Linked DNA regions of Homo sapiens: region 1 is linked to region 2. A link is a loop called in an ENCODE intact Hi-C map of the cell type or tissue named here. Cell type or tissue: PC-3. All regions are shown on one strand. Links, peaks and the distances in the headings refer to the core of each region. The heading gives the core; the rest is flanking DNA.

The links. Peaks named below come from ENCODE experiments on the same cell type or tissue, not always from the same donor. Only the 100,000 strongest peaks of a DNase experiment are listed, where the experiment ranks them.
Region 1: a loop joins it to region 2, with 2.8 times the contacts of the local background. A loop is called at or near these places in 4 of 110 quality-filtered maps.

What each region holds. Positions count from the first base shown.
Region 1 is chr2:225,006,047-225,014,046 of GRCh38, reverse strand. All of the region lies in intron 1 of DOCK10 (dedicator of cytokinesis 10), which reads left to right. It overlaps MIR4439 (microRNA 4439), which reads left to right and starts at 3,507; the gene lies at 3,507-3,586. In PC-3, for the core only: CTCF peaks have their summits at 4,721 and 4,921; DNase peaks (open chromatin) are centred at 3,036 and 4,106; H3K4me3 peaks cover 1,636 bases; H3K27ac peaks cover 2,855 bases.
Region 2 is chr2:225,276,202-225,288,398 of GRCh38, reverse strand. No RefSeq gene overlaps it. Among named protein-coding and RNA genes, the nearest start is that of NYAP2, 120 kb to the left of the region's middle. In PC-3, for the core only: CTCF peaks have their summits at 5,130 and 5,330 (motif pointing left); a DNase peak (open chromatin) is centred at 4,918.

The DNA of each region.
Region 1 (8,000 bases), core at 1-8,000, 270 kb after region 2:
TTTGAATTTCTAAATCATGGCTGTGGTCTAAGTAGCAGTTTACTAAAGGACACAGGAAAGAGATAGAATAAAAATATGAAAGGCTCTTAAATGCTTGGAAAGCCCTATATTTCTTGAGTTACTTATCTACTTTTTGTCACTTACTATTGCCTCCTTCTCTCTCTGTCACTCACACACACACACACGCACACCCCAGAGCCCATGATGGATTTTCTGTGTCAATTCTATGACACTGCCAATAGCCTTGCAGAGCTGGTGGTTGAACTGAAGAGAACCAAAAGGAATTGTAAATACCTGTTTCAAAAACTGGCAGTAAGCACTGCACATGTAGGATGCCTTCACTCAAGCCTGTTCTTAAGTAAAGTCAAGTGCAGATAGAGTACATTGCCCCACACTGAGCACAGGAAGCCCTGAGAGGTTATTATCTAGGGAATGCGAGAATCTAGGTTGGTTGGTTGATTAACATGCCTCAGCTCTCCACTTCACTTTGGTTGGAGTGATCTGACCTACATCATTTCATTCACTTCAGAATCATGAACTTTCTGCTCATGATCTTAGCAGTTAAGAGAAACACCAGTTAATAAATGGGATTTAACTAAACTTGTGGAGCCATTTCTGAGACATAGTACTTTCGGATACTGTGAACCTTGACGTACATTTCACAGCTGCACACTTAACTATACAAGCACCAGTGGATGTACTTTTGAGTGATCAGGGACCTTTATAGTCAGGAGATTTTGATGATGCTTGTCATCCAATAGGTAAGTGATTACTTTCCTATAGGGTACTGAAAATTTTATATACTAACTGGCAGTAAAAGGGAATGTGGTTTGATTTTAACAAAGAAATGATTTGTGCAATCTCCCTGATGTGAACTAACTCAAAGGACTAATCAGGACTCACTGATTAATCTGACTCAAGATTAATCTGCAGACTAAAGTTCCAGGAAATATGAGGAAAATGAATACTAAGAAAAGTACCCAGTTAAATTAATGTTCAAAAGAGGAATTTGGTCCTGATTACAGGGAAATAACAAAGCACTCTGGAAAAGACTTCTTTAAAAGTATAGTAACACCCTGCCATCATAGCGAAGTGGTAATCTAATAGAAGCTCAATTATTTAATACATAAGCTAAAACTAAATGTTTTAATATGGAACTAAGGCTTATGAATATTAGCCTCTGTGGCATTAAACAACTAATAGGACCTTCCTGGGCTTTAATTTTCTTTTTTGTACAAATGGGAATAAAAATCATACCTATTTTATAGTTTTTGTAAAGATTAGTTTGTTTAAACAGCAAGTAATGTTTAGGATTGTATCTATTATACAACATAATTGTTAACCATTATTATTATTATGAGTTATGTGCATCAAATGAGATAAATGCTTTGCAACTTGTAAATGCCTTGCTAACTCTAGGGAGCTATATGTTAATAATCTCTTTTGGACTATCTGATGGAGAAGCCAATTTCTATTGGCACTACAATTTTTTAAAAGCTGGTTATAAAACTGAAAAAGCAAGCACTATACAAGTATATTAAAGAATTTGGGAATTGTCTTCATCCTATTTTGAAAGTAAAGTAGAGGCGGATGGAATTTAGTACAAAATTATTACTGAAATAAAATGAACTTGGAAGCATGCTCTGGATGATTGATGTATTGTCCCTAATTGACATGCATGCCTGCAAATGCTTTTTAAACCTCCTTATTTAACAAAGAGGTAATTCAGGGTACGTTCAGCTTTTGGTTCGTGTGAAAGGAGCATATGCGATTACTGTTCATTTCAGTCTGGTCCAGAGCAGAGGTTAAAACCTCTGAGCAAAGAGCCGTTAAGCTACCAACTCAGTGGAACTGATGGCAAGTCTAAGTGTCTGGGCCTCAAGTTTCCCTTAGCATAGCCAGAGGAAATATTTTCACCCTGCTTATGGATTTCAAATTCTGAATGAGTGGGGCCTCATTCTGAGAAATCTGGAGACATGATATGCATAATACTGAATTATTATTGATAATAATAATATTGGGCAAAGCCATTTTCAAGTCCTACTCTCTGCTGAATGAATTTAGAAGGCTTATTTTTCTTCTTCCCGACAGTACATGTGAGCTCGTTTTTAATTCAGTTGCGTATGTGCATTGAGCTTGCCCTGATGATGTTCTCGTTGGGGCATGTCCCACAGAGCAGCTCAGGTCGTTTTGACTCTGGGTACTTCGGCTTACGCTGTAGCTAAGGGCAGCTAGACCGTTCTTGCAGAGCCTAACATTTTGGGTGCCATTTTATAATGCCTGTGGCAATTTGCATATTGACGTGGCCTCCCTGCTGGAAGCCAGATGTCCCTGCAAGCCCCAACGTCTTCCTTTCATTCAACTGCACCCAACTCTGGACTTGACTTGGTTGATTTTCTTTGCTAAAGTTCAGAGTCTTTACTGTTTAAAAATCAGGATTAAATAGATGCATTTCAGTTTCGAAGGTATTATTTGCAGTAAAACTGCCAACATAAACATTTTATAAGAAAGCCATGTATGTCCTGAAGTCATAACTGCAGGCCTCTCTTTACCTTCACATTGGCTGGTGGCATTGATGTCAATATTCAACACTCTAAGAGTTAATTTAATTTGAATTTCATTTCTTCTTTAAAGTAACTTGATCTTGCAACCTCTTTTCTCTCTGGCTATGGAAAGAGTCACTTTAGGAAGCTGAAACTTCCAGCATGAATACTTCTAGCAGGTTTATTTGTGTGGCAAATATGTGCTTCTATCTCATTTTTTCTTTGTACCTGTGACTTATCTACCTACCTGAAAAGCCGTAAGTCCTTTCTGGCAACTACTGCGACATTGCCTCTTTTTCCTTTTTGTAATCATCTTCATTGGCGTGAAATCTTCTTTGAACTGATCATTTGGCAACACTTGCTTGCTGTGAAAGAACTTTGACTATATACATATGCTATGATAGATATCATATCAATATTTTCCATCACTACTTTTGCTTTGTCAGAAAACTCATGACTTGTTGTGAGTCAGAATGTGTCACAGCCAAGCTGTCTTCCAAACCTTGAAATATTTTACTATATTTTCCCTTCGAAGTATTTGACTCATCAGCTGAGAAGATATCAGGCCTTTTACCTACGTTTGGTTTGATTTAGAACCATGAAGATGATGGGATCAGTATGTCCTTGCTGTGCCGTTTAGCTTCTTAGCTGACCCATTTGATAGAGGCTGAATGCTTCCTTGGAAAAGTTTTGCAGGATTTATCTTGTTTCTCATTCTGCATTAGTTGATGTCTGTCTTTGAAAAAAAATTTTGATTTGCTTTTCTGTATTTCTTTTTCAACTTTTAATCTATATTCCCAACTCTAATTCATTCTGTAATAATGTTAACCCCCAAAATTGTATGAACTGTCTTATTTGAATCAAAAGATGAAGTGCCTGAACTGATCTTACGTTCCCTTTCCCAGTGTCCCTTCCCTTTCTCAAAGTCTGCTCTTCTAAAAGAAACTGATGTCAGCTAGGGTACCAGTGACTGATACCTTGGAGGCATTTTATCTAAGATACACACAAAGCAAATGCCTCTAAGGTATCAGTTTACCAGGCCAGGAGACAGAATTTTATATTTTCCTCTAGGTTGTCTAGGGGACAATATAAGATTCTGTCCCCTGGCCTGGCAAATTAATTGCATTCACCTCCCCAGTTCTTCATACTTCTCTCTATCCAGGCCCTTTGGGGGTGCCCTCCCACACTGAGTTTAGGCTTCTTGTTAAAATTTGCTTTGGCCCATGAGACACTAATAAACTAAACACAGCAAGGCTTAAAAGGTTCTTGACTGCCTCTTCTTCCTCTCTTGATCCTCTGCCATTGCCATAGGAAAATGCCTGGCTTGGTTGCTGGCAGATGAGATTTAAGGAAAAGAGCTGAATCTACCTGGTTATTCTAGCCAAGGCCCCACACACCCTCAGAACTGCCTAGTGGACCTGCAGCTGACTGCAGATGCATGAGTAAAGCCCCAGCCAATGCCAGAAGAACTGCCCAGACAACCTTTAGGCTCCTTAGCCACATGAAAAAATGGCTGCATTTTTTTCTATGCCCCTGAGTGTTTGGGGCAGTTTGTTACTCAGTTAACGGTTAACCAGTACAACTCTTAAAGAAATCTAATCCCTCAACTATGCAGGAGGGCAACACAAAGACTCTTGTTAGTCTCTCTGATCACATCCACATCAGCCTGCATGACTTGACCATATCATTAAATAAAGAGTAGGACTCCAGCGTACTATTGAGTCAAAATGAACATCTATAAACAAGTCTTTCCAGTGGCCAGTTTCAGTTCATTGCTTTGGAGAGTTTTCTCTTTGTAAGCAAACTCTGAATACAGTTTTCATGTTTTTGTTGTTGTTTTCTTTTTTCTTTCTTTTTTTTTTTTTGCCTTAGGGCTTGCCTTTGTCATTGTTCCCTTCAACTGCATTTCTGCATTTCTTCTCTGCAGACGACATTCTGCTAACCTTGCCAAGAGCCACCCAGGTGAAATGAGATTTGTAGGGAGACACTCAGGGAGATTAACAGATCTTTTTGCATGAAGAATAATTGCAAAAGTAATCTCTTATTTGATTGAAGCTAATAAGTGGACATAGTGGATATTATGGTCTTCTTTTTTGAAGTCTTACTAATTTAGAAATTCGGCTGAGTATTTTAATGTTCAGAGAGCTTCCCTTCTTAAGGTTTTACTGTTATAGAACTTAATATCACCTATTTTTTAATATTTTGATTCAGTGATTGATTTTCTTGGTAGGTAGAATATTACATCTTAGCGAAAAATTAAATACTCTTCTGTAGTTGGAAACTTTTTGTGAAGACATAAAATTTTAACCACTTAAACCTAATCTGTGACCCCCTTACTTAGGCGTCGACCCTGGTTTTTCAAGCATCTCTCCCTAGAGGGCGGTATAGCCTCACTTCATGATGTGGTCTTTCCAATGTTGGCTGCTGGCCCCATATCACCTGAGGCTGAAGTCCTTTAGATTACAAGATTGGAATATTTTTAGTAAATCTATCACCAGTAGAGCCTTCATCTTAACATGATAAATGTACAACTCACTGGACGTATTTGGCTTGAGATTTATGGCAAATCAGACACAGCTTATGAGAGGTGGAAACGGTGCTTGTTTAACATAACTGTGGCTGTTTGTTCAGGTCAATCCTAGTCTATCTTTGTGTCGACACATAGTAACCTGTGGGATATTATGGGCAGATAGTGGAGCATTGGATAGAGTACTAAGGACGATTCAGTGGACCTGTGCTCTCATTTTGGATATGTCATTACAGGTAGTACTTGCCCCACTTGGACTTTGGTTTCCTTATTTGTAAGATGAGACAGCCAGTCTCAATATTTTTTTCACAATCCCAGCAACTCTGTGATTTATGGTCTTTGGTACATAACAGTAGTTCTGTACAGTTTGGTAGAGGAAGTGATACCAGTGCTCCCAACTGCCAATTCAAAGGAAATGTAGGTAGTTACCCAGTGATATTTTGGTTAGCCTACAGAAGATATTTTAAATTCTGAGGAAAAGAAAATGCCAGCTGATCACTGAAACCCATAAATGCTAAATAAATAGTTTTTGTGTATCTTCTTAAAACATGAATATTCTTACAAAGTCAGCATAAAGTGTTGATATAAGACTGCCTCAGAAGAAAAAGTGTCCACTACTCACAATCTAGCACCATGCATAACAAAGAGTCTTCACTCAAGAAATGTTTGTGAATTCTCGGCAGGGCACAGTGACCCATGCCTGTAGTCCTAGCTACTCTGGAGGTTGAGGAGAGAGGATCAGTTGAGCCCAGGAATTTGAGTCCACCCTGGGCAACATAGCAAGACCTCATCTCTAAAGAAATAAAAAGTTTATGAATGAATGACAAGAAGACTAATCCCATGTTTGGTACAGCTTTTACTTCTAAAATACTCTTCAATATACTGAGTCAGGATTGATGCTCATGAACTTCCAGCCATGGCTTTAACTCTACTCCTTTGGGTGACATTTGAGCATATTGGATCTGCTATGCGTGGAAAGTCACTTTACTTTTATTTGCCCCCACTCCATTGAAAAAAAAAAATTAGATGATAGCAGCATTTCTTAAAGAACAGAATGCATATCCCTGATCATGCTCACAATTAGGCGTAATTCTTTTTTACATGACCATTTTTAAGTTTTCAAAAACAATTGTCAAGCCTGTTGTAGTCTTATCTTTCCAAAGCTAACCATCATTCTTCCGGACTTTTTTGTGGATGTTTTTTAATGTCTTCATTGCTCTCCTTGCAATCGGTCCTGCTTGTCTGTATCCTTCCTAATCTGTCTCCAAGAATTAAACACAATATTTCAAGTTTCATCACTGCCATGAAAACCAGGATCACCACCTTTTTTATTCTAAATACTATGTTTTCTTCTAATACAACTTAATATTAGATTCCTCATCAGGTTGGTTTATATTGATGCCCAAGTCTTTTTCACAAATGCACTGTTAAATCATGTCTTTCTTTTATATCCTTTTAACTTTTATGTAAATCAGGATCTTCTTTTAATCCTCCTTAAAGTACAACTTCTTAGACTTAACTTGCATGTGGGAATATTATGGGTTCTAGTTATGTCAACCTACTAAGTCTGCTTTAAACTTCAGTTTATTTACAACAATGTTGGCCTCATGGACTATTTACAGGTTTTATTTATGCATGCATCTAATTTAACAAAGTCAAGAGAGAGTTGTAATGCTTACTGCTAGAAACCACCTTCTGGGAGGTACAAAAACATCTCAGAGTTCTTATTATATACCTTCATAAAACTCATACAATCTTCTCATCTCAGGCCAGGGAAAAGGAAATAAGATTATCATGACTTAATTTGGTCTTAGTGATCTGCACTAGTACCTGCTAACCACCTTTTTCTTTCGTAAGAGCTGACAAATCATCCTGTTAATGTCCACTCTAGAAATTTACTAGAAGTAAACAGAAAGCAAGATGATGGATTGCAGAATCTATCTCACGTTCCTTTCATACATTTTGTGACACATTTATGCATTCTCAAACCTTCTAGCCTGTCTTCACACATCCTGAGAGCTCTTGACTGCAGTTAGGTGAGTTGGCTCAGCACACCTCAGTGTAATCTAATGGCTTGAAGTTCAAGTCCTCAGGACTGCTAGTACTGTCTTAAAACTGGGGATTTTATTTCCCCCTTTTCAAGGTTCACTTTACCCTTTGTATGCACAGGTCATTGACTTTGAGAGGACAGAAACAACATGAGAGATTAACTCTGATATCCATCAATGTTTCTCAACTCTAATCTGCATGTTTATTCCTTCCTTGCTCCTTTTATTTCTCCAAACATAGATTGAAACCATCAATACAAATAAGAGATGTACTCAAATAACTCATGTTAGACAGTGTGTGATAGGTGTAGTAGGAGGACTAGAACGGCTTAGAAGACAGAGACATTACCTTCATCACAGGACCTCAGCAAGTGTGCTCTTTGAACTGGTCTTTGAAAAATGAAGGATTTTGATTGGAAGCATTGAGAGGAACTCTAAGTGCAAAAAGTGGCAGGGGCTAAAACATAAATGGGAGGTATGTCGACATTTAAGAAATGGAGCAGAACTTATTAGGTTTACCTAGCAGATAAGAGCCTGATTAAAAGGGGCCTTTGTACGTTCCTCCTCATTTGGATCATTTGATGAACTTGAGGGAGATTTTGAAGCTTTTCAGCTAAAGCTGTGATATAAGTAAATGTGTAAGCTTAATCTAAAAAAGACAAGAATTGCAGTTAGGAAACCACTAGGGGATTTTATACTAACCCATGCCACTCAAACTAAGATGGCCATAAATGGAAGGTATGGAAACAGTCCATAAAGTAAAGGTGGGGAGAAGAATGAAGATGGTTTTCGTATTGGTCAAATATTTAAAATATATTTATAATGTGTTTGCTCTGCCTAGAAAATTACCTCACCTATCCATACTCACCCCTCCAAAAAATA
Region 2 (12,197 bases), core at 1,898-9,897:
TGTTTTTCTTTTCTTTCTTTTTTCTTTGAGATGGTGTTTCATTCTGTCACCCAGGTTGGAGTGCAGTGGCATGATCTTGGCTCACTGCAACCTCCACCTCCTGGTTTCAAGCGATTCTCCTGCCTCAGCATCCCAAGTACCTGGGATTACAGGCACACACCACCACGCCCAGCTAATTTTTATATTTTCAGTAGAGATGGTGTTTCACCATGTCGGCCAGGCTGGTTTTGAACTCCTGACCTCAGGTGATCCACCCACCTCAGTCTCCCAAAGTGCTGGGATTACAGGCATGAGCCACCACACCCAGCCGGAAACTCCTGTTTTTAAAAACATCAGATCTCATGAGACTTATTCACTATCACAAGACCATCATGGGAAAGGCCTGCCGCCACAATTCAACCATCTGCCAACAGGTCCCTCCCACAACATATGGGAATTATAGGAGCTACAAGATGAGATTTGGGTGGGGACACATAACCAAACAATATCAGTTGCCAGGTCACCACCAGATCTCTCTGTTCATTTCTTAAATTTTAATATACCATTTGATTAAGTGTTCAGAAAAGTTACCAATATATTTTTCCTTTGTTTTAATTTATTACAAAACATTTAAAACACCCAATCAGTGTGAAGAACAATGTAATGAATATCTAAATATGAAATATAGATCTAGAAATAGATAGTAGATATAGATTAAAAATTATACAAGACAGTATAATATTTGAGATATGAGGTATATAAGATGATGTTACACATAGTTTAAGTTGATATTACATACAAATGTAGATTTATTGTTGCTGTTACTGTATTTTAGCCAACATGTCTGTGAGGTGGAGCAGGTAGGGTTGTCTACACCAGCCATATATGCCAGGTTGTGAGAGATACCTGCCATTTTTATACCATCTTTGTTTTCCTCTTTTATCCCCACTATGAAAAAAAAGAAACTGTTATGCTTTTGTTGGGCATTTTGGAGTTTCCGATTCATTCTTTTCAACTAAACATTATTTTGGCAGAATTTAGTTTTTTTATTGCTATCAGATTTCAAAATCAAGCATTCAGTCCCCTTTATTCCTCTCTGAAAAAATGTAGAAATATGTTTAGAAACTTCTAATAAGTGTGGTATAATATGAAGTTATTGACTTCCTGGGGTTATAGTAAGAAATGAATGAGTTGGTATATCCAAAGAACTTACACCATGTCTGGTGCACAGTGCTGAAACAGGAGAGTTCCCTGACCCCCCCTTGCAGGACATGTGACATGGGTGTAGCTCATTTGTTCAGCTGCCATGCTCAAACCCCTTAAGAGAGTAGGGGCACACAGATGGACAGGTGCAGGAGCCAGGGCTAGTGTTTTGGGGGCTCTGGCCCCATGGTAGCCATGGGGTTGGGTTGGGTGTCTTCAACTCCCAAAGCCCAAGTGGGCACATGTTAGAATGTGTTCTTTTAGCCTTGCCACCTGCAGGTGGTTTAAGTGTTAGACGGCTCAGTGGACCCCCTTGGGACCCAGTTCCTTGTCCAGCAACCAGGAAGAACCAGGTCACACAGGGACTTGAAGAATGAATGCAGGGTTTTATTGAGTGGTGGAGGTAGCTCTCAGCAGGATGAATGGGGAGCTGGAAGGGGGACAGAGTGGGAAAATGATCTTCCCCTAGGGTTTGGCGGTCCAGCAGCTGATCTCTCTGATTGTCCCCAGCTGTGCTCCTCTTGACATTCAGATGCTTCTTCTCTTCTTTTCTGCTCTGCCATTCTGCCGTTGTTCTGCTTGCTCATCTCCTTTTGGAGCCCAGGGTTCAGGGTTTATATGGGTACAGGATAGGGAAGTGTAGTGTACCAAAAGGCAACTTTTTGGGTACAAAAACAGAAACACTTTTTCTCACTGAGGGCTGTGGGTTTCCAGGCTGTGGATTTCCACGCTTGAGAGTGGGGCCTTTGCCAAGGAACTGCCCTCTCCTACCCAATGTCTCCCTGTCTCCTGTCCATATCAGTGTTATTGTTGCCATGGTTGTGGTTGTTATCATAGGAACAGAAGGCGGGGTCGAGTAAAAGTTCCACAGGTCACAAATAAGGGATACCTCACTGTTGCAGTTATTATTCAACTTTAAAGTTGGGCCTCCAAGTTTTTGCCCAGAACTCTCTGATGAGAAGAATGTGAGGGATCCACTGAGCTCAGTGAAAAGGGCACCATTCTTAGACAGCAAAACACACAGGTGAAGAAGGTTAAGAAGTCTGCTTTCAGACAATTACTCATTGGTAATAGGGATTTGAACCCAGTGCTGTCAGAGTCCAAAGCCCCAGATCCTAATAGCTGGTCAAATGGCTCCCCTTCATTTGCAGACAGAAGTGGTCCCTGAGAGATCAGATTTCACTGTGATCAGCTTATTTGGATTTCTTGATACCAAGACAGTCTCTGTGGGGTAACCAATCACTGTCAAATCAGTACTTCATTCTGGAAAGAAACTGTTGGTAACAGCTGGTTGACTGCTGCATCATTAAGTTGGAGTTCTCTGAAATCCCGTCCCTTATTTTTTCATTTCATTGTTTAGAATATTTGAAATATGCTAATTTAGCCTAAGATAAGGCAGAAGGGTGGTATATTACATAGAATTTAAGGTTGAATTATTTACTATCTTTCTTGTTCTCTTTTTCTTCCTCCTAGCAACAGGAGTAGGAGGAAATCCAGACTATGTATCTCAGAAAATGGTTTTAATTTACTTCACAAAAGGTGCTGTAGTATTGAATGTTCCTTAATTTGAAAGTAATTAAAAAGTAGTCTCAGTTTTCAAAATGCTCAGAAACTCAATTGACCCTAGAAAAAGACATATTTATACTCAATTGAAAATTTCACCAACATATACTTTCTTATTTCTTTTTTTGTTAAATGTATAACTTTTATCCACATGACCTTATTACCAGACATTCCAGTTCTTCCAAGCTATAAGTAAATATCCTAGCTTCTGGTGACATGCATTCAGCCAAATGTAAACATGTGAAGCACTGAATGAATGGATTTACGTATAGGAATTTTCAAAAACTAAAATACATTACAAATAGCAATAGAAATAGGAGTCATAATCATACATAAATCCATGCAGAAAAAAACAGAAAGGGTGTGAAATGGCTATTAGATAATCTAAGGGAACACATGAGTCTGGGAATCAAATTTGGTTATAAACACTAGCACATAAAACATTTGGGACTAGCTAGAAATTGAAGGGGAATATCCATAAGGATTTGAAGTGCAACAAAGTCAAATTCTGTTTCAATTGAAGTTAAAAAATTCCTCATAATGGAGAGTAAAACAAAAATTTAACATCAATTTCCTGAAACTTTTGAAGTTTTGAAGTTTCTCTCCTGGCTACATTTACCTAGGGGCCATATCCCAGGCTGGAATTTAAAATAGGCTCATGAGGCAGGCATGGTGGCTCACGCCTCTAATCCCAGCACTTTGGGAGGCCAAGGCAGGCAGATCACTTGAGCTCAGGAGTTCCAGACTAGCCTAGGCAACATGGCAAAACCCCGTCTGTAGAAAAAATACAAAAATTAGCCATGCATGGTGGCATTTGCCTGTAGTCTGAGCTACTCCAGGGGCTGAAGGGGATCACCTAAGCCCAGGAGGTGAAGGCTGCAGTGAGCCAAGATTGCATCACTGCACTCCAGCCTAGGAGACAGAGGGAGACCCTGTCTCAAATGTATATAAAATAAAATAAAATAGACTCATCTATACATTTTCTCCTCCCACCTCAAAATCTGGGTGGAAACCATACAGCTGATTCACAGAGAGGATTAAAACCATACCTTTACTCCACCAGAGAATGGGTACTCATTTAACATCGGAAGCTAGGCAGCCCAAAAGCAATTTGTACTCAGCTCTGTTCAGACTCTAATATGCCTAACAACTGTGCTGACTTGTATTATTATTTGGGGCATGTCTGCATGTATGTTTTCTCCACTAAATAGTTCTATAAGAGTAAGGAGTCCATTCTCATTCATTGTTATAACTTGCACATTTCCTCGCAATAATATTAATAAGTACTATTTATAAAATCCCTATTGTGTGATGTCTCATCTCTTTGCATATGTTATTTCAAGTCCTTACATCTCTGTAAGTCTATTATCCCCATGTTTGTCGATGGTATTAAATGAACATTCTGAGATAACAAACTTCCATGGTGAAAACACACAGTGAGATATTTCCAATTGGCATCACTTAGATGGAGGCCATCTACGAAAATCATGCAGTTGATTTTCACGATAACTGTTGCATGCTCCTAGTATCTTAGGGAGGGAAGCTATGGTGCTAACTGCCCTGAAATGTAAGACACAGCTTCTCTCAGTTAAGAACGGCCTTACCCAAAATGCCAACAGGGTCTAATTGGAAATCATTAGTAGGAAATCCTTTGTTCATTCTTCTTGAATGACCTCTCCCCTTTTCTGTATGAACTGCCTTAAAAGACCTGTATCTAGCTCTGGTTAAGCTGCCTGGGGTAATGCCACTTTAACAAAGCAAAACAAAACAAAAGAGCATTTAGGGGAAACATGGGAAATGGAGAGAGATTAGTTTCATCTGGATTTTGGCTTCTCATCTTCGGCACCATATCTTCACAGTAAGGTTATTTCCAGGCACTTAATTCAAGTGGCTTTTTTTCCCCAGTGACCCTATTAGTCAATTGATAATGCAAAAGATGTTAAACATAACCTGTCTTCCCCTTGACACCCCTCACACTGTGAACAAATTAAGAGTTCTCTTTACTCCATTGTTTACTGTGGGAATAACAACCATAGGAGCTCAAAATGCATTTTTATGCACTTTAAGAAATAAATCATTTGCAAATGATATTACGCATGGATCTATCTCCTCTGACAACTCAGTTGTTTGCAGTGCTGCCAACTGGAAATGACACTAAAAGCATGCAGTGATTTAAGAAGCTAGTTGACTCATGCACCAGCAAAGGCAGAGTTGATGGGTGGGGGAACTGCAAGAGCTTGCAGTATCTGCATATTTTCATTGTCATTGAAAATTAGGCAAAAAATGTTTTCAAAATAAACTTTTATGCATTCCACTCATTGTTGACTTTATACTGAGCTTAATGCATGATTAAACAATGAGTTCTTAGCCTCATCAATGAAAACCCATCCATTTTTCTTTCCATTTTGACAAAAAGCAGCAATATTGCCATGGGCTGCCATGGATAAATGATGGTAAGGTAGTAAACAGCACGCAATCAATAATAGAAATTCCCCAGAGGTAGCCTCAGCTTGGAGAAACAGAAGGTGGTGGGAAAGGAAGCAACATTTCCTAAATTTGTGTAAGGTTATCAATGCCTTTGCTCTATTGTCCCCTCTGCTGGCTGATCGAAGAAACAGCATCAGTTCCTTGCCTAGGCCTCACTGTGATTATTGGCAGCACATCATTGCTTAGAGCATTTGGCAATTAACGGGTCAAGTCTAAGACCAGCCTTGGGCAAAATGGTGTCAGAATTAGTCCTCAGCATCTTCTTCTCTTCTCCTTCAAGTTCACCCTGATCTTGACCCTCACTCTACACTTATCTCTAGTTTAAAGAGAAAATCAATTAGAAAGCTCATTGCTTACTGTTCTTCCTTCCTTCCTTCCTTCCCTTTCTTCCTTCTTTCCTTCCTCTTTGACATATTAGAAGCCACAGGAATTATGCTTTTACTCATCTAACCATTATTAATTGTGCAACATTCCTCAAGCATTCTGTGCTGATCCTGGAGAGAGTTTAGTGACATTTATCACATTTCAATTGCCTGATGTAAAATACAACCAACATTTAGTGAGGGCCAGCTGTGTGCCAAGATCTGTGTCAGACACACTTCATTATTTTATTTTTTCTGAGATGGAGTTTCGCTCTTGTTGCCCAGGCTGAAGTGCAATGGCACGATCTTGGCTCACTGCAACTTCTGCCTCCCAGGTTCAAGTGATTCTCCTGCCTCAGCCTCCTGAGTAGCTGGGATTACAGGTGCGCTCCACCACACCCAGCTGATTTTTTTGTATTTTTAGTAGGGATGGGGTTTCACCATGTTGGCCAGGCTGGTCTCGAACTCCTGACCTCAGGTGATCCACCTGCCTCAGGCTTCCATAGTGCTGGGATTACAGGCTTAAGCCACTGTGCCCAGCCCGCACTTCATTATTAATACAACACCCTGATTGCTGTAGAAGAGCTTGATTCTATAAGGCAGATAGATAAAGGAATTTAAAGCTGACCAATGAGTGGTGTAATAGACACATGCTCCCAGGACAGAGGAAGCCCAGCATACCCACAGGGAATGGGAGTATCCAGGTGAGCTTTCTGGAGAGTTTTTTGTCTAAATTTTGGTATGGAAAGCTAACGAAATGAACAAAGGGTGAGAGAGTCCAGGCAGAGGGAACAGTTTGCACAAATATAAAGAGATGAGAATAAGCATGATGTGAACCAGGGTTGGTATGAAGTTCAGGGTCGCTGGCACACTGCATTTGACATAAGGGGTGGTAGGGGAAAAGAAACCAGGTAAGTGGGAGCCCCTCTATTTTTGTATTTTTCTTTTCCTTTTTTTTTTTTTAGACAGAGTCTTCTTCTTGTTGTCCAGGCTGGAGTGCAGTGATGCAGTCACGGCTCACTGCAACATTCGCCTCCCAGGTTCAAGCGATTCTCCTGCCTCAGCCTCCTGAGTAGCGGGTTACAGATGCCAGCCACGATGCCCAGCTAAATTTTGTATTTTTAGTAGAGATGAATTTTCATCATGTTGGCCAGGCTGATCTCGAACTCCTGACCTCAGGTGATCTGCCCACCCGGGCCTCCCAAAGTGCTGGGATTACAGTGTGAGCCACTGCTCCCAGAGGGAGCCCTTTTGATCTGATCAAAGCTTGAGCTTCACCATGTAGGCCATGCAGAGTCAGCTAGAACACCCTGGAGATAGTGTGGAGGCAGGATTTGAGGAGGAAACAGAAAGAGTGAGGAATCTTTGCAATAACTCTAGCGAAAATGATGCAGGTCTAAATAAGGGGGAGAAGTGTTTAGATTCCACAGATATCTAGAGGTTGGTGATTGACTGGGCATGGGACTATTAAGGGGAGAGAAAGGACTCAAAGGCAACTTCAAATCTTTTTCCCTCGTCAAACAGTAGTTCCTTCCAGTGAGACACCAAATACAGAAAGGCGAGAAACTCTGGGAAGACCAAAGATGAATTCAGTGTTGTGTTTTTCCTTTACGGTAGAGATTCTCGTGTAGAATTTAGGTAAAAAGCAGAAAAGATAAGGGGTGGAAATATATATTTGGAGTTCATTCTGATTAAAAACGTCTAGTTAAAACCATATAAATGAATCATGTTGCTCAGAAATGTATTATAATAAAGCCACAGGCATTTGCCAATGTGATCATTTATTTAAAACTAGATAAATATATAGAGGAAAAGGACCACAGAAGGGAGAAAGGAGGTAAAAAGATGTAACATTTCGTAGACATCATAGAAGTTGCGCACTTCATGAAGCCAGGAATTAATGATCATATTTGGCAGAGAGACACAGATTAGATAAGCACTATAAATGTTGAACATGGGACATTGTTGGTGGTTAAGTGAGTATAATTAACGTGAGTGTGGGTAGTAGGTCAATGGGTATGAGTGAGGGGTGTGTGTGAGTGTGCGTGTATGAGGGGTTATGAGTAAATGTGAGGAGAAAATGAAAAATTAAGAATGGAAGAAAGCCAAATAAACCAGAAAGGAAAAGGATCTGCCATGAGTAGGTGACTCTATCTGGGATCTTAAATGAGAGAAAGATGTGACAATAGCAAAAGAAGACGTCACCTTAAAAGAGGTCGCAATTTTTTGGAGCCGAAGTGGCCAGAGAACGTTTAATGACTGAAGGAAGAGATTTAATCTGGAGGGAGCAGTTATGGCTATGGAGAGGAGTCCACTGGTGAAGGAGGTTCCCGAGAGATGCGAGTGCCAGGGAAATGAGCAGAGGTGAAGGAATTGGCTTCATTCAGGATGAAAAATACCTTCTGCAGTTGGAGATTACAAAGTAGACAAAGGTGTGTGAGGAAGAAATTTGAGGGAGGTCAGGTTACGAGATTGGTTGATTTACTTCCCAAAGATCTCCATTTTCTTGCCTATACTAATGCCAAGGTTTTCAGCATTCATGGTGGTAGAGGGACAGGATAGTGGTCTGAGGAGAGAAATTGAGGTTTTCAGTGCTCAGTAAATGAAGAATCAATAGAGTAAACCCTGCCTGGATCAGTAGTGTTGAGGGCCCAATGGCAAGTAGAATCTATCAATTTCCAATCCACCCAGCTGAGTCCTGGTTCACAGTCCTCCCAGAAATCCAATTTGAGTCAAATGGTAGATTGTTGTATTGATACCAGAAAGAGGTATTATTAGATGGAAAGGATCGAAGGTTGGTGATAGAGATTCTAAGGGAGTAAACTCATGTCCTCACACCAGAGTTCCAGACTGGAAGACAGAAGAGGAAAGCCATATACAGGCACTTTCAGACAGAGAAAATGGAGAGAGGAGTAGAGAGGCAGGCCATAGCCTAGGAAACTAGCAAGAGTTGATTGTGCACTTCTCTTTTCAACTGTTTAAATGACCTCATGTGGGTAGCTTGAAAAAAGCATTGTTGGGAATATCTGTGCCTTGGAAATCAGCAAGCACCACAAACTGGGGCCTTATTTTTTTCAGAGAGCCAGTCTACTGCCACACCACTGGATTAAAAGATAGAATATGAGCTGTCTTGGTCAGTGCAGGGTGCAAGACTGGAGGCCTTATAAACAACAGAAATATATTTCTCATGGCTCTGCCACCTAGAAAGTCCAAGATCAGGGTGCCAGTATGGTCAGGTTCTGGTGTGGGCCCTCTTCTGCGTTGCCACCTTCTCTTTGTATCTTTGCATGGCGGAAAGAGAACGAAAGAGCTCTCTGGGGTCTCTTTTATATAAGGGCACAAATCTCATCTATGAGGGCTCCACCTTAGTTAGGAAGCCTCATCTCTTAATATCGTCACATTGAGGGTTAGGATTTTAACATGAATTTGTGGAGGGATATAGACATGCAATCCATAGCATGAGCATTAGTAATTTTAGAAGAAGAGGAGGCCATCGTCAGAGTCTAAAATGTGGACATTTAATATTAGTGACATAGAAAATGAGGAAAAGTTTCAGGATGTTTTTGTTTCATTAGATTAGTTAATTAATTAGTTATTTCATTAGTTTTTAAAGCCTGAAGCTGAAGCACAGAGAGAAAACCATGTAAATGGAGTTCCAAGCTATTGTAGTAGATGATTTATAAACAAGAACATTAAATTTTCCTAGGTAGAGGGCAAGAATCTATTCAGGCAGTCAAATCTCCAATTAATTAGATGGAACAATTAGAAATTAGATAAGTGTCATCTATGAGGAAAAGGAGAGAAAATGACATCATGAACCTCAAGAGAAGAAGAGTAATGTTTCTTCCAGATTTTCCCAGACTTACTATATTTAATAAGATTCTATTCAACAGACTTTTATTGTTCACAATATTATGCTAGATGTTAATATGGAAAGGAGCACTTGATAATTAATAATTTAAACCTTCATATGAAACATTATTTCTCTTGTAAAACATTTAAAATTAAAGATTTAGTGGCAAAAAAAGGCTACTTTTTCTTAAAATTTTGTCCTGTGAACCCCGTTGGTAAAAGCTTGCTCATTTGAATGTTGCTAGGGAGTTGCTAAGGGATATTGTACAGAGAAATTTATTTTGCATTACCTGTGATGACCCATGATGAAAGGAAAAATGCTTATTTCTTTTTTGAAAGAGAGTTAAAAAAAATCAGACCATTCCTAGACGAATGCTTAATACCCAACAGGCATGCAAGAAATATTTGCTGCATTGTACAGCATCTCACTGAATGTCCTTCTCTTTGGAAGATATTCATTCATTAGCTTATATTAATTTTTATTAACTGGCTTTAATTTTTATTTGATTGTGATGCTACTAACTTGATTGTGATTATTCTTCTCCTGTTTCTTTTCTATAAGTAGAATGACAGGAAATTCCTGAGTAGGGAAGGGGAAAGTAGACAACTTCTATTGGCACTGGCAGAAAATTTTAAAATACCCCTCGAGCCAGGTGCATGACACATGCCTGTAATCTCAGCCACTTGGGAGGCTCAGGAGGGAGGATTGTTTGAACCCAGGAGTTGGAGGCCAGCCTGGGCAGCACAGTGAGACTCCAATCTCTAAAAAATAAAAAATTAAAAAATTAAAATACCCCTCAAATGTCAGCATGAAGGCCATTATCTTATTATGTCTACCCAGAGAGCTGCCCTTAGATTAAAAGTTCCTAAGCTGTTTTGGAATAAGCACCCTTTCAGGACATGATAAATACTGTTCGTCCAAAACCCAGTAAAAAATAATTGTTCATGTTATAGTACAGAACCTCCCCAGCTAATAATAACTGCTCTTAACCTTCCAACCTTGTTGCTTTAGTACTTTCTCTTAACTTCTGCATCCAATACTACTGCCACCCCTCTTGTAGCCCCTTGAAGGCACCACTCCACATCATGACTTATTTCCTGGCCACAGACTCTGTCCCTCAGGGCAACAGATCTTCTAGATGTTAACTCCCAGGAGCCCGCGTTGCAGAGAGGTCAGCCAGGATTGGGGATGCACAGACCCTCCCCACTCTCTCTCAGTTGCATGCTGTCACTAGAACAAAAACATACCTGGCTGTGGGTCTTTGTCTCAGAATTACCCAAGGCAACAGCTCCTTCCATTTCTGTTTTCACCACTCCTGTTCACAACACCATGGACCATTATCCAAGAGAAACACCAGGCTCTCCTTCACCCTATCTTTTTCCACGGCATCTCACAAAATATTTTACCTCTCGCCTTAAGCCCCAAAAGATTCTATTTACGAAAATATGATATGAAAAAGCCTAGAAAGACACTACAGAAGAAAAGCTTTACTGATGTCATAAAGAAAGATATGATTCTATGGAGATGAAAAGAAGAAATAAAAAGATGGGAGTTCTCGCTAAATTATTGTGTGAGTCTAATATTGGGGTGAGCAATGTCTAGCAAAATCTCAATGATACTTTATATTAACAAAATCATTCTAAATTTTACCTAGAACTTGAGGCATGAAGAAAAATGTAGGCAATGATAGAAAACAATTGGAAAAAAAGTTATTATGGAAGAAGGCATTCTATCATTTATATAAACATTTAAAAAATATATAGGTTAAAAATTATCTCAAAACAATATAGAAGAAATATATTATTATAAAATGTTTTGTCTTAGTTGTCTGAGTATTTTGAAAATAAAAGGTAACCATACCTCTACCATATCAATTATAGGTAAATTATAAAACTGAATATTAAAAAAACTAACTTAAAACATAAATATTCAACAGGTCTTTTCAAGAAGGAAGTTGTTAAATGTAATGAACAAAATATGAGAGAAAAAGAATGCATTATTTCAAAATGTTCCATTAAAATTCATAAAGAAATTAACAGGCCAGGCCTGATGGCTCATACCTGTAATCCTAGCATTTTGGGAGGCCGAGGCAGGAGGATCACTTGAGCTCAGGAGTTCAAAACCAGCCTAGGCAACATAGTGAGAACTCATCTATATATATGTATATGTTTAAAAAAAAGGAATAACCAGGTGGAAACTAAAAAGTTCATTGGTAGGAAAAATAATGACAGTAAATAAACTTGAAGTTAAAATGATTTCACTCATTGATGAGGGAAAAACTAAATTATCTTGTAAGAGAAACCTCGGCATTTTACCTTATCCTCTCAGCCAAAACCATTTCAGTGAAATTTGAACAATTCCAAAGGCCAGCACCTGCATCTCTTTGCCCAAGGGCTTTCTCCATTTCATCTGGTAAAAGTCACCTCTTCTTGCAACCCCCAGCCAAGGAATAACAAGAGTAAGTAATGAGCCCAGCTCTCTAGTCCTGCAGATGGGATAACTCTGAATTTCTCAGTTCTGTAATGGGATTAAAGTTCACCTGTCTGTGCTGACAATCTGTTCAAAATGCACACTTAGGGGATTTCTTCTGTCCTCGTTTCATTTCCCCATTCTCCTACCAGCGTTTGTCAGGATTAGCAACCAAATTAACTGCTTATTTTCATATCCTAGCCTCATAACAGCTTCGGGTGAACCCAAGACAGACATTCACAAAAAAGGTGGGTTGTGCAGAGACAAATCATAAAAGAAGA